Linked DNA regions of Homo sapiens: regions 2 and 3 are each linked to region 1. Evidence: chromatin contacts called from ENCODE Hi-C or POLR2A ChIA-PET data. All regions are on one chromosome and are shown on one strand. The core of a region is the stretch at or near the end of the contact, and the rest is flanking DNA. Distances in the headings are between cores, read along the strand shown.

Evidence for each region. Hi-C counts contacts between places; a loop is a spot of excess contacts on that map. ChIA-PET counts read pairs that join two places held with the same protein, here RNA polymerase II (POLR2A). Pooled maps may share reads with other maps.
Region 2: a map of posterior vena cava shows a loop between it and region 1 (1.9-fold over the local background). The contact joins two enhancer-like sites. A Hi-C loop is called at or near these places in 1 of 168 maps with a recorded cell type or tissue (posterior vena cava) and 1 of 50 pooled maps. POLR2A ChIA-PET finds 5 or more read pairs at or near these places in 2 of 52 experiments (PC-9 and Panc1).
Region 3: a loop to region 1 is called in a map of IMR-90, with 2.5 times the contacts of the local background. The contact joins two enhancer-like sites. A Hi-C loop is called at or near these places in 19 of 168 maps with a recorded cell type or tissue (HepG2, IMR-90, Right ventricle myocardium inferior and 9 more) and 18 of 50 pooled maps. POLR2A ChIA-PET finds 5 or more read pairs at or near these places in 6 of 52 experiments (AG04449, AG04450, BJ and 3 more).

What each region holds. Positions count from the first base shown.
Region 1 is chr2:237,312,999-237,317,550 of GRCh38, forward strand. No RefSeq gene overlaps it. Among named protein-coding and RNA genes, the nearest start is that of COL6A3, 99 kb to the right of the region's middle. RefSeq lists enhancers at 179-3,632, 2,232-2,832. Within about 2 kb of position 2,378, at least 26 of the 41 ENCODE cell types and tissues checked have a DNase peak (open chromatin) inside an H3K27ac peak, as active enhancers do; they include IMR-90, ascending aorta, gastrocnemius medialis and 3 more, where a contact is called at or near this core.
Region 2 is chr2:237,352,367-237,356,918 of GRCh38, forward strand. COL6A3 (collagen type VI alpha 3 chain) reads right to left here. Exons shown (of 44, transcript NM_004369.4): 24 at 2,533-2,568; 25 at 975-1,037; 26 at 156-218. Among named protein-coding and RNA genes, the nearest start is that of COL6A3, 60 kb to the right of the region's middle. Within about 2 kb of position 2,750, at least 4 of the 41 ENCODE cell types and tissues checked have a DNase peak (open chromatin) inside an H3K27ac peak, as active enhancers do.
Region 3 is chr2:237,276,937-237,281,488 of GRCh38, forward strand. No RefSeq gene overlaps it. Among named protein-coding and RNA genes, the nearest start is that of COL6A3, 130 kb to the right of the region's middle. Within about 2 kb of position 2,620, at least 11 of the 41 ENCODE cell types and tissues checked have a DNase peak (open chromatin) inside an H3K27ac peak, as active enhancers do; they include IMR-90, ascending aorta, gastrocnemius medialis and 3 more, where a contact is called at or near this core.

The DNA.
Region 1 (4,552 bases), core at 1,128-3,627:
CCTCAGTGGCCCTTGCCTCTCTTTGCTCACTATACATTCTCTCTGGGTGACAGCATTTGAATCCAAGGCTTCCTTGCCATGCTTGGATGAATAGATCTAACTGCTGGCTAATTAGCTTGTACCCCATAAGGACTCAAAAGCAGGATGCATTAATTTTCTTGACCATTGCATAGCTCATCATGTGTTCCCTGTCTCAAGAACGGTTCCACCATGCACCCAGACAGTTGGGCACCCTTGTCGCTCAGCCCTCTCCTCACCAGACACATCCAGCCAGCCACCAGCCCGGATCCCCTCATTGTCTCCTTCCCATCTCTTCAATCCCCCACCCCTTCCCTTGCCCAGGGCTACAGTCCTCAGGAAAGCCTTCACATCTCTCTCTCTAGACTGTTCACGTCCTCCCTGCTCCACTTGACATAAACCTAATAGTTCATTATAAGGGAAAATGGAGAGTAGATTGTCCTGGATACTGAAATGCAATCATGTCCTCTGCTTCCTTAAACACTTAGTCAATGTTCCTCCCTCTGTGCTGTCTTAAACATAAACTCCTTTGTATGACAGACAGGGCCCTTCAAGACCTATTTGTCAGCTATCAGCCCTGCCAGATCTCCACTATCCCAGGAAGGGCCCCAATGACAAAGCTCATGCCCCCTAAATAATCCCCTCTCTCCAGAGACGTCAAGTGTTTGCACGTGCACAAGCACTCACCGTGCAGAAACGTCTCATCCTTTCAGCCCTACTGAAATGCCAGCCCTGCTACTCAGTCTCCCCAGGTGCTGTTGAGTAGACGTGAATGTGTTTCTCCTCAACTCCCAGGCTTCACCCTCACCTCAATTGGAACAAATATTATCTTGTCTTTACTTGCCTGTGCATCTGTCTCTCAATGCTATTTAAGAGCAAGGGCCAAGATTTTTCATTTTCTTATCCCCACTGCTTTTCACAGTGCGTGGTTCACAGAGGGTCTCTTGATGGCACGCATGCCTTCATCAAAGCTCCTATCATTTTGCACAGCAGTCATTGTTTATACATCTGTTTCCCCTGCTAGGCCAGAGAGACAGAAACTCTAATGCATTCATCCTTGTGGATGCACATCCCATAGCACAGACCATTGCTTGCTAACTACACACCAAAATGGTTACCAGACATTAAAACTTACACGTACGCCCGTGCCAGCATGATTGTTCTTGGATCTGCTTGGATTTTTTAATTACCAGATAGGATGATGACCAGTATAGGCCAAATCTCCAAGGCCAGTTGGAGCTGGAGGACCTGGTCTGAAGCATTCCTTCTAGAAGCTCCTTTCTTCAGGCTCTCCATTTATGGAAGCTTCCTCGGCATCTGGTGCCTAATAAAGCTTGGTCTCCTCTTTCCTCATGGCACTGGTTCAGCAGCACATCCAGAACGCGCATCTGCATTGTGTCAAGAACTCTGCTTATTCTTCATAGAAACAGGCTACTTAACACAACCGGACCTTCAGACAACTCCGGCCACTCTCACGCCGAAACACCTATGCATTCACTATAAAACCTAGGTCTGTCATCTGTACAGTCTTTCTGTTGGGGTCACATTCAATGATCTTTTGGTCAAGGGCAAGGGCATTCATTCCCAGGCCAGATGAAGCTTTGCGCAGCACTCTACAGAAGACCAGACACAGAAACATGTACTTAGAGGTGCATTTAACTCAGTGCCTCTAAACCAGAGATTGCAAGCTGGTGGCTCAAGGGCCAGAGTTGCCCAGAAGACGTTTATTTGGCAGGAGTGTATTCAAGTCTTCAAACCCCAATGCCTTTAGAATGGACACCTCTTCCTTATTTGCCTCAAGCCCCAGCAGTCCCTAGTGCTTTGCTCCTCCTCTGCCCAAGAGACCCACCCAGCCCTTGAAGACACAAGACTGTGACTCCACCTAGACCAAGTATGCTCCGTGAGCTCCAAAAGGACCCCAAGGGACTGAGGCTGAGGGGGGTCTCTGAGCCACCATCGCAGTGGCTGCCCTGGCTGCCAATACATCCCCTGTTATCACACATTCAACCCACTTTGAAATTGTCTAGTGAGAATCCCACTCCTGCTCCTGGAGCCTAAGGAGGCCTAAGCCTTGTGCTCAGGGAGGTCACAAAGGGAGTGACCCCGAGAGGCTCCAGAATGGTGCCCTTTCTCTGTACATCAACAATTAATTTGGGTTGGGGTTTGAGTAACAACTTCAGCCAAACAAGGGAATCAGCTGAGTCCTGATGAGGCTCCGCAGACAGTGCCTCCACTTCCACAGAAGACAGCCAGGCTGCGCGGCAGAGCCTGCTGAGCTGCACCCCGCTATTTTTAGTGCTGCTCTCTGCCACGCTGGCGAGGCTGTCCTGCTCAGTGGCAGGCAATGCGTTCCATGTGTGCAGGCTGGAATGCAGCGGCTGAACCAAGGCCAGCAGCAGAGCCTGTTTCCTTAAAAGGCAAGAGAAATTCAGATCACATGGCCACAGGGACAGGAGCATGGATCCTGGGACAGGAACGGATTTCCATCCTAGAGAGCTCTTCAGGGGCAAGTGAACTAACAGAGATCTGCTTATGAACGTGCTGTAGGTGAAAATGGATTTTTATATTGAAATTCAAATAAGTACAGGGATTTGAGCCGATTGTTCCATTGCATTCCGGTCGTCTCAGGAAAAGAGGTCCCTGTGTGATTTATTTGTGGCAGAGACCCTAGAGCCACTCATATAAATTCCCCTCAGACACTGACTTCACAAATCAAAGCTGTTTGGCCAGCTGGTTACAGCCTGATGTTAAGCAGACTCAGGCCTCAGCTCAAGCTTCTCCCAGGGCAACCTCGTGGAAAGAAACAGTTTTCTGAATATATTCTAAAACAGACTAGAATAGAATAGAATAAAACAGAATTAGAATATATTCTAATTTGAGACCTTTATTCTGAATATCATTAAACACGCATAAGTTTTTTCTGGAAACGGTTAATATTTATCTTTCTTATCCTGAAGTTGCATCTTACACTGAGTAGCATTCGTTCCCCCGCCCCATGAGGTGGGAAATTCAACAAACGACTCATTGTGTATAGATAAGGGCCAGGCAATCTATTGCCAAAGTCCTCTTTTGCCTCACAGAAAAACAAAGATAGAGACACTCTTGAGGTCCTTCTGCACAGCCCTAAACTTGTACTCAATCTTCGTACTGTTTTCCAAATCACTGTCTTAGGTCACAAGCATTAGACCTGGCCCAGGAATTAATGAAGGCCACCAGCAAATGAAGAAGACAGGAAAAAAGTGTGGTTAGGATGATGGGCACAGACCCCCAACATTCAAATCTAGACAGTCAGCAAAGTCATGTCTAGTTGAGGCAGTCAGGTTGACAGTCACATAAGGACCCAGTTTTCCTGTCCCACAGTGAGGAAACCACAATAGACTTTACGTGTCATTAAGTCTTATTACTTTAAGTGCTTCCCTTAAACAAAAACTAGAAAGCTTTGTTTCTGTTGTTTTGCCTCTTTTGGAAACTGTCAAGGGAGTTAGTAGGGAAGGTGATGCCTATACCTATGCCTATATAGGGTGAACTACAGACTCTTAAATGTCACTGATGACTGTGTGTCATGGCTGCATACACATGAACTTATACGGGAGCAGTGATGAACGCAGTCCTCCCATATCCTCCCCACCACAGCCCTCAGGTTCCCGCGTCTCTCCACAGGGGTGGGCTTAATTAACCTAACAGGGGTTCCGGTTGTTTTTGTTTTTTGTTTTTTGTTTTTTTGACGAAGTCTTGCTCTGTCACCCAGGCTGGAGTGTAGTGACATGATCTGGGCTCACTGCAATCTCCACCTCCTGGGTTCAAGTGATTCTCCTGCCTCAGCCTCCCAAATAGCTGGGATTATAGGCATGCACCACCACGCATGCATGGCTAATTTTTGTATTTTTAGTAGACGGGATTTCACAATGTTGGCCAGGCTGGTCTCAAACTCCTGACCTCAGGTGATCCACGGATTCTATTCTTATTCCCAACATTGGCTTAGAGGCATGCAACCCATTTCCAACCAATGGACTGCCAGGGGACATCTGCCAGGGAGCTTTCTGGAGAAAAGCCACAGAAAGGATGGTCTTCCTTCTTCCTTTAAATATCATTGTGTCCACATGAGACTTGTTACTAGCCTAAGAGTGGGGCCCAAGCTGAAAATAGTCCAGAGAGATGGGAAAACCTGGGTCCTTGATGGCATCTTTGACTCCTCCCACAGCCTGTGCTCTGGATTTCTGTGAAATGGGGACAACCAGTGACTTCGTGATCTAAGCCAATGCGAGATGGGGTTTCAGTTCCTGGCTGCTGAGAGCATCCTAACTCACTACATACCACAGCCCCAAGAATACTCTCTCCTTCCTGCTCTCTGTTTTCTAAACCATGAGCAGCATTCAGCACAGGTGACTGCTCTGTTCATTTTGACACAGCTTCTGCCAACGCTGTCCTTGCATGACACCTGTCTCTACTGATTCTCTTCTTATTTCTACAAACACTCCTCCTCAGCCTCTTTCACCAAGCCTGTCTTCTCTGCTCAACCTCTAACCGCCAGGGC
Region 2 (4,552 bases), core at 1,500-3,999, 40 kb after region 1:
CAAGGCCTGAGGTTAAATCTGGGGTTTTTGTTGCCAAAGAGGAGAGCTAAAGGGAGGTCTGTCTACAATAGCATCATCCGAGAAACTCTCTCAGCCTGCTTGGCAATGTGCCCTCTGTTCAGCTAGAGAGGGGGCTGGTATTAGGACAGGCTTACCCGAGGTCCAGAAATGCCTTGTTCTCCTATCAGCCCTGGAGGACCAGCAGGACCAGCTGGGCCCTGAGGAAGGAAAAGACCATCGTGAGTGCTAATGAGGTGACTTTCCATGAGAAGCCTCTGCATGGCATCTGCCCATCCCACAGGGCCTGGAACCTCACTTCTGCTGGCCAAAAACGGCCACCAAAACCCACAATTATCCTGTCTTAGCTGCAGTAGCAGCTGCCTCAATCCAGATCGTGAATAGGCAAGTGAGCTTAAAATGTATACAAGCAACAAGCATTCAGACAAAAACGTGTAGGAGAATCTTCACAGAAGCATCATTCACAATTGCCAGAAGATGGCAACAACCTAAATCTCCATCAACCAATGAGTGGATAAACAAAGTGTGCTGTAGCCACACAACAGAGTATCCTTCCATCATGTAAAGGAATGAAGTGCTTCTACATGCTGCAATGTGGATGAAGCTCAAGAACATGATGCTCCGTCAAGCCACACACACAAAGCTGCCTAGTAAATGATTCCATTTATACAAAATATCCATAGTGGGCAAATCCATAAAGAGAGAGAGATTAGTGGTTTCCAGGGACTCGGGGTGGAGGGTGATGGGGAGTGACTGCTAATGGGTACAGGTCTCCTTCGAGACTGTGTTTTGAACCTAGATAGAGGTGATGATTGCACAGCATTGTGGAAGTACCAAATGCCACTGGATTGTTCACTTTAAAATGGTTAACTTTCCGGATATAAATGCCACCCAATCATTTTTTAAATGATTTGTGAAATATCAGAGGGCACACAGTCACACACGGAAGCACTCACCTGTGCACCTCTGGTCCCCTGCTCTCCCTCAAAGCCCGGCTGGCCAGGACCGCCCTTGTTGCCCTTTGAAATAAGAGAAGATGCAGGGAGGAGTCAGGATGGTTCCTGTCAATGTCAGCTCTTTGCTCTACAGTCATTTCTGGGCCAGGGACTTGGAAAGCAACCAGGGAAAACTCAGCTCTTCCAGAGGTAACAGATGATCAAAGCGGTAACCCCAGGTGAGACACTGAGCACAGGAGCCAGCTGTCTCCCTGCACTTCTACAATTGTTCCTCACTCTTGCCTCACCTCTCCTCGGACAGCTTTGTGAAACAGGGATCATTTAGACCTAAAGCAGAGGACCGAGACACCGGGAAGTTGCGGGTTGCTGATGGCCAGATAGGTGAGCACGTTCTGGAAGAGGCGCCCGCCCGGGACACTACTGCCTCAGTCATGTTTCCTGCACTTGGACCCCAAGTCCCCACTGGGCACCATTTTCTCTAGACTCTGCAGAAGAGGCTGTTTAAGGAGACGGCTGACAGAGCCTCGGGAGCCAGAACAGCCCAAGGAGGATGAAAGAAAAATAAATCTCAGAACCCCAAAATCGCTAAGCCAAAGGGAAAAGTCAAGCTGGGAACTGCATCAGACAGAGCTGCCTCCCATTCTATTCTTAAATAAGATAGCTACAAAGAATTTTTTTTTTTTTTTTTGAGATGGAGTTTCACTCTAGTTGCCCAGGCTGGAGTGCAATGGCATGATCTTGGCTCACTGCAACCTCTGCCTCCCGGGTTCAAGTGATTCTCTTGCCTCAGGCTCCTGAGTAGCTGGAATTACAAGCTTACAAGCATGCACCACCACGCCTGGCTATTTTGTATTTTTAGTAGAGACGGGGTTTCTCCATATTGGTCAGGCTAGTCTCGAACTCCCAACCTCAGGTGATCCGCCTGTCTCAGCCTCCCAGAGTGCTGGGATTACAGGCATCAGCCACCGTCCTGGCCAGATTTTTTTTTTTTTAAGCTGAATACCTCCCTCACATTCTGCCCACAGGGAAATTCCTTGTGGACAAAGGACAGACAGAACTGAAAGTCATCCCTCTGCTCATGGGAGACAAAGGCATATCCAATTGCTTCCTTCGCCCTGTTTTTCACTAAGCCTAACTAAGGCATAGGTGACTGTTCTGGTAAACTGTGTATTCAGTGAAAGGCTAATCAGAGACTCAAAAGAATGCAACCTTTTGTCTCTTATCTACCTATGACCTGGAAGCCTCCTCCCCTGCCTCGAGTTGTCCCACCTTTCTGGACCGAACCAATGTACATCTCACACATATTGATTGATGTCTCATGTCTCCCTAAAATGTGTAAAACCAAGCTGTGCCCCGAACACCTTGGGCAGGTGTCATCAGGGCCTTCTGAGGCTGTGTCACGGGCATGTCTTTAACCTTGGCGAAATCAACTTTCTAAATTGATTGGTATCTGTCTCCGAAGCTTTGGGTTCACAGGAGAGAGTGTTTTTCACTCCTGGGCTGGGCGGCATCTGGGCTGTTTGAAGAGAGTCTCCAGGGGGCACTGCATGAGGCTCACCTTAGCTCCGGGGGGTCCCCTTCGGCCAAAGCCACCCTGTGGAAGAAAAAGTCCCACAAACTGTGAGGGGGAGCATGGGACGCTGGGCATGGGGCCTAGAGCTCTTTCAGACTTCACCCTCTTATTCTGCGGTTACTCAGGGGAATCTTCCCAAGCACCCACATCGTGCCAAGAACCAGAAACCACACCTCATCAGCCCTGGGGAAACTCGCACACACAGACACCCTTCCTCCACCCTCATCCGGGTGAAGTTTTGCTTCCTTGCTGCTCCTGTTAATCACCCAATGGAAGTTTTGAGAATTACTGCAGACCTGCCAAGCAAAATAATGACTCCTTTTGGCTGCACGATCCCAGCCAGTTTCAAATGAGGAATGTGAAAAGGGAATGTCAACCTGTCTATTTTTCTTCCACCTTCCCAACTGTACTGAGAAGTCATGAAATACATTAATTATAATGGAAGGGAGTCCCAGGTTCTCCAAGTGATCCCGGCCAAACACAACACACACTCGGTTAAGTAAAATATCTGAAGCACACACATGTGCACCTAAACGTCTCGTGTACTTAGGTAGGGCTCACGACTTGGCAACATCTTCCTGGATGCTCCAGAGGTGACCTTTAGTTCAAACATGTGGGCTTACTTCACAAGTAATCCATTAATTTCCACCTCAAAATTGTTTCCTCAGCAGTAGAAAGGTTTGGGGTGGGACTTTATGAATGTCCCAGGCGGTCTTTGCAAAGTTAGGGTTGGTGTTGCAGAGGCTGTGACCGACTAGCTCTGTTGTGGGGCTCAGTCATCTGCTACATCAACCTAGGAACCTCACTCTCCACTTCCAATGGACCAGCCCAGTGATCTGCGGTGACCAGTTTGCCATTATTCGCTGTAATGCCACCTGCTTCAGCGGAAGATCTTGGCCACCTTCCATGGAAAATTTGAGACAAGGGGACACTGTTCTCCTCTACAAACCAACAATCTGGCCTGGCCCCTCCCAAAAGAGACATGCTAGAGTTCCATGAGAGTCCAGCAGCACTCAGTGATACATTGCTCAGGCCAGAGGCCGCCTGCGGAGACTCTAGAAAGGGGATGTAGGCATGCTGAAGCCCAGTGGGAGGGACACATTTCAGCTTGGCCTGAGCCTGGCACTGTGGTCCTAAGGGAAGGGATAGCAGGCCATTAGACCACAAAAGGAAGAACTGAGTCCTCAAGAGCCCGTGACTGAAACCGAATTCAAATCCAGTTTCTACCTTGTGTGTAGAATTGAAATTAATTGTATGAACTACTCAATTTTAAGTCATTTCATGAAACCAAGTTTTGGCTCTGCTCACACGCTGAGTTGTAATAGCCCATTGTAACATTTGATGAGTATTTCTTCTTTTTCATTATATAGCTTCTTTTTCATTATATAGCATTATTCAAAAATAATGCTCACTTCCAAGCAGTTGATCCAGGTCTTTACAATTTATTAAAAATAAATAAATAAATAGTGCTCAAACATTTTAAAATGATATTTTCAAAATTTCTATTTTCTTCTGAATTTTCAAAGCAAAATGATGCCCATAGTCCATCAATTTGATTTTGGTGAGTCGCTCCTTTTGAAAGCCCCTCACCCCAGCGAACTCTACTGGCCCAAGTGCCGGGCCGAACGAGCCACTGCCCCTCAGGGCGTGGCTGAGGGCCCAGTTCCCAGCACCCAGCCCCAGCTTGCAGCCTTTGTGCTCTGTTCATTTCTGAGCAGAGACCTCCCCTAGGCACCCACCAGCATCCTGAATTTCCTCTGAGAGGTTACAAACTTCTACACCACTGGTCTTCTCCCAGCTACAAGGCAGATGCTGTCTGTGCCCGAGGACCTTGGAAGCTTTTGGTTGGCTTCAGAAAGATCATTCACATCACTTTGACTTTAGCATTTATTCAACAAGACTGAGGATTAGGCATACAAGGAGCTATTCTGCTACAGACATTTCTGAAATGTCTTGAAATTGCAAGATGCAATACGCCAGAAAAAGAAGAAATCTAGTTTTTTTA
Region 3 (4,552 bases), core at 1,370-3,869, 36 kb before region 1:
TGGGTGGGAACCCAAATTAAAACCATGTCACTGATCATTAAAGAAATGCAAATCAAAACCACAATGAGATACCATATGACACCAGTCAGAATGGCTATTAATAAAATGTCGAAAAATAACAGATGCTTGCAAGGTTACAGAGAAAAGGGAACACTTACACTCTGTTGGTGGGGGTGTAAATTAGTTCAGCCATTGTGGAAAGCAATGTGGCAATTCCTCAAATTGCCAAAAACAGAACTACCATTCAACCCAGCAATTCCATTACTAGGTATATACCCAAAGGACTATAAATCATTCTACCACAAAGACACATGCACACAAATGTTCAATGCAGCACTGTTCACAATAGCAAAGGCATGGAATCAACCTAAACGCCCACCAGTGACAGATTGGATAAAGAAAATGTGGTACATACACACCGTCAAATGCTATGCAGCCATAAAAAAGAATGAGATCATGTCTTTTGGAGGCCATTATCTGTAGCAAACTATACCACAGGAACAGAAGACCAAATACCGCACGTTCTCACTTATAAGTGGGATGATGAGATCACATGGACACAAAGAGGGGAACAACAGACACTGGAGCCTACTTGAGGGTGGAGAGTGGGAGGAGGGAGAGAATTTTTAAAAATTTGGGTATTAGGCTTAGTACCAGGGTGTCCAAATAATCTCTACAACAATTCCCATTACATGAGTTTACCTATATAAAAAACCTGCACATGTACCCCTGAACCTAAAATAAAAGTTTCAAAAAAATATATGAATATTTAATGCATTGAATTGTACACTCAAAAGTGGTTAAAGTGGTAAATTTTATGCCATGTATAATATTCTTTGCCACAATAAAAAGCATGTATGTTGACAGAAAAAAAAATGTACACTTTGACCCAGCTTTTCATTTTCTCCATCTACCAAATGCCTAAGCAAGAGGAAAACTGCCACCATTGTGCTGTGTTTAGGGTAATGGTGGCTTTCTACTCACATTCATCATTTTAATAACCGTGTGGTGCTGTAGATCTCTCATCTGTCAGTCCTAACGTGTGATAGAATCTAGAATATTCTCTCCATACATTTTTAGTAAAAAGCTGAAGATTTTTATTGTTAAAGGTGAGAGTAATACAAACTTAACAAATTCATCGTATCTGTTGAAACGGGCTCACTTTTTCCAGTTTGTTCAGTGAACTAAATTAAGGGAGGAAACCACCCCTCATATTGTCTTATGCCCAATTTCTGCCTCCAAAGAAAGAAGAAGTAAAAACTAAAAGGCAGAAATGGAATCCACAGGCAGACAGCCCGGCGCCGAGCCCTGGGCCTGGTTAAAGATCGACCCCTGACCTAATCGGTTATGTTATCTATAGACTCCAGACATTGTATGGAAAAGCACTGTGAAAATCCCTGTCCTGTTCTGTTCCATTCCGTTCTGATTACCGGTGCATGCAGCCCCCAGTCACATACCCACTGCTTGCTCAATCAATCACAACCCTCTCGCGTGGACCCCCTTAGAGTTCTAAGCCCTTAAAAGGGACAGGAATTGCTCACTTGCGGAGCTCGGTTTTTGGAGACGTGAGTTTTGCGGAAGCTCCCGGCCAAATGAAGCCCTTCCTTCTTTAACTCCGTGTCTGAGGGGATTTGTCTGCGGCTTGTCCTGCTACAAAATTACAAAGCTTCGCTCTGGGGTTTTGATTGTTCCATTTTGCTCTGACAACTCTGACTTGACTGCTAGGCTTTCTGAGTGATGATCTGATTTTTAAAGTCCCTTAACAGGATATGAATCTTGTAGTATTGCATTATAATTGCTAACAGGCTGCCTGGCTCGGCTTGAGTTAAGTTGCAACTCGTTTCCAAAGGAGGCAAATGAGGCCAGTGCCCGGGAGCATAGCCCCAGCATGGCTGCCAAAATGCTGACCAGTGATTCATTTTATGACCTACCTTCAAGCAAGCAATTTTAAAGAAAGAGGGATGCCTCCTGCACTATCGTTTTGAATATAACCTAGTCACATTCTTTCAGAATTGTTTTGTAGTGTATTTAAATATGGAAAGAGCCTTCGCTTCATAGCACATATTACATTTGTAACCTGTATTGGCATACCTAAATCCCAGGCCCTTTGCTGTAACATTTTTACTTTAGATTGGAGCTGGGGAACACTCTCATTTTATCTCCTGCTGCATCTCAGATGTGAAGGCTCTTTGGGCTCCACCATTACCTCCCTGGCAGTCCACCCTGCACCATAGCAACAAGCACATGTGCTCCCTCCAAGTCAGGGGACACCAGGCAGGATGGGGAGAGGGAGGTGAGAGCAGAGACGGACCTGGACTAGAGCTGGCAGGGCTTTGCTGTGAATAGGATGGAAGGCTTCCCACTCTGGGGAAAACCGGGAGAGCATGGAGTCATGGACGCTGGGAGAAGAAAGGTTTTAGAGGAGGCCAAGGGTACTAAAGCCCACCAAGGGTAGCTTAGGTAAGATGAGGACAGAGTCACAGCATGGAGCATACTGATGGTGGGGCAAAAGGACATTTCCGTGGGGTCAGAGCCTGATGACAGCAGTTTATAGAGAGGCTAGAAGGAGGGGTTTGGCTGAGACATAGAGCTGAGAAACGAGAGGGAGCTGGGTAATCTGTGGAGTTCAAGAAGCTTGCTGGTGGTGGTGTTTGTTTGTTTTAGGACGAAAGCTATGAAGGAGTATGTGGCTGATGGGAAGGACACAGAAGACAGATGCTGATGCTACAAAAGACGGAGACACTTGTAGAGTCAAGGTGCTTAGGAGACAGAGGGAGACGCAGAACACAGGTTGGGGGTCTGCATTTGGTGGCAGCAGGGACTCCGCTGCCAGGTGAAAGGGGATCCATGGAAAGAGACAAAAGGTCTATGGCTTGTTGGGGACAGAGGACACAACGGAAGCCAGCAAGCCAAAGCCCCTCATTCCAAACACCAGCTTTGGAGTCCGTACAGGGCTGGCTGTCCACATGGTCATCTGTTCTCAGACAAAAACTTCACTACACATTGCAGAAAAAAATAAGAAGTGAACTTTGTCCCTGTGATTTCTGCTGTCCCCACTCATTGACGGTCTGTTGGAACCTTGGGCGGAGTCTTGTCTGCATTTCGCGTGGGCACCTGCAAAGAAGCTCGTGACATGGTGGGACCCCAGTGACACAGAGCTGCAGAGTCTGGACTGCAAAGGCCTTCACCCTCAAAGTCGCTCATTCACAGAGTGGGAAACTGGAAGAGCGGGCCAAAACGAACGGAATGGAATTTTAAAGGGATTGATGTAAATTTCTGCTCTGGAGTTTTTTTTAAAATAAACGTTATACATGTTTGGAATGAAGGGAAACAATAGCCAGCTGTGTACGTGTGGGAGCCGATAGGAGTCGGGAGGACACAAAATTAATACAGTAATGAAAATGTCAGAGACCAGCCCCATCACCCCACAGTATATCAAATTTCCCCAGTGAATCATCTCGGAGGAAATGCCTTCCGTAGTACCGAATAAAAACCATGAGAGTCAACCGTGGTCTGCAGCTTGTGGGAATTTCTTCAGCCACCCACACCGCTGGTTTGGATGACAAATAAGCCCCCACAGGCCACGCTGAGCCCAGTGGCCACTTGAGGCTGCTTAGATCTGTCTCGGCTCTGAGGACCTCCCTCTGGAAAATGTACATCCTGTGCACTTGAATTTACTGAAACTTCTTCATTTTAACGTTGTAATCAAGGCCAATCATTTTCATGTCAATTTTTTAAAAACCCCATCGCAGGGAAAACAGGGCTCTGCACACAGGAAATACTCAGAAGCCATGTTTCTACTTAATGGTAAAATAAGGACCAACAATTCTTGTGTTACCAACCTCACCAGGTTTTCAGGTCAAAGGAAATATACCACTGACGTCTTTGCAAATACAGACGTTCCCCAAAAAGCATATTTGGGTTTGTATAACACCTCAATTAACTGGATTAAATTGGGAATGGGTTTCTGGTTAACTGAATTTGTTTCAACCCATGTTAAAAGCTTCCTAAAATGTTTGTTCGCCTTTTTACTTCGGTAACACCATCTGGGGCATCTCTCAGCCCCTCCTGGCTCAGGGGTCAGGCAGGAATGAGTGGAGCTAACCCTGAACGAATATTGGCCCCCTTAATGAATCCACTTCATTTCTGATCAATGCCTCTCCTCTGAGACAAGCTCCATGACGACAGGAACCATGTCTATCTTGGCTTGGATGACAAATCAGCCCCCACAGGCCACGACGAGCTCAGTGGCTGGGAGCCTTGGGGCCCAATACAACGTCTTCGTTCAGAGGGTGTGTAATAAATATGTGTTATGTGAAAAGTTTCCTGATGTTAGTCTTGTTTTAATTCATTTTTCTTCCAAAATAGAGAACAGTTCATAAAATGGATATTCTAATTGGTTTGTTGAAATAATTTAGCTTTACCATCTTTGCACAATAGTAATTATTTTCAAATGGAAAATCAGAATATTCGGAGAATGACCATCTCCCTGTCTACATAAAATCAAAGCACAAAGTGAATTAAAACATTTTAAAAATCAACAGATCCAAAC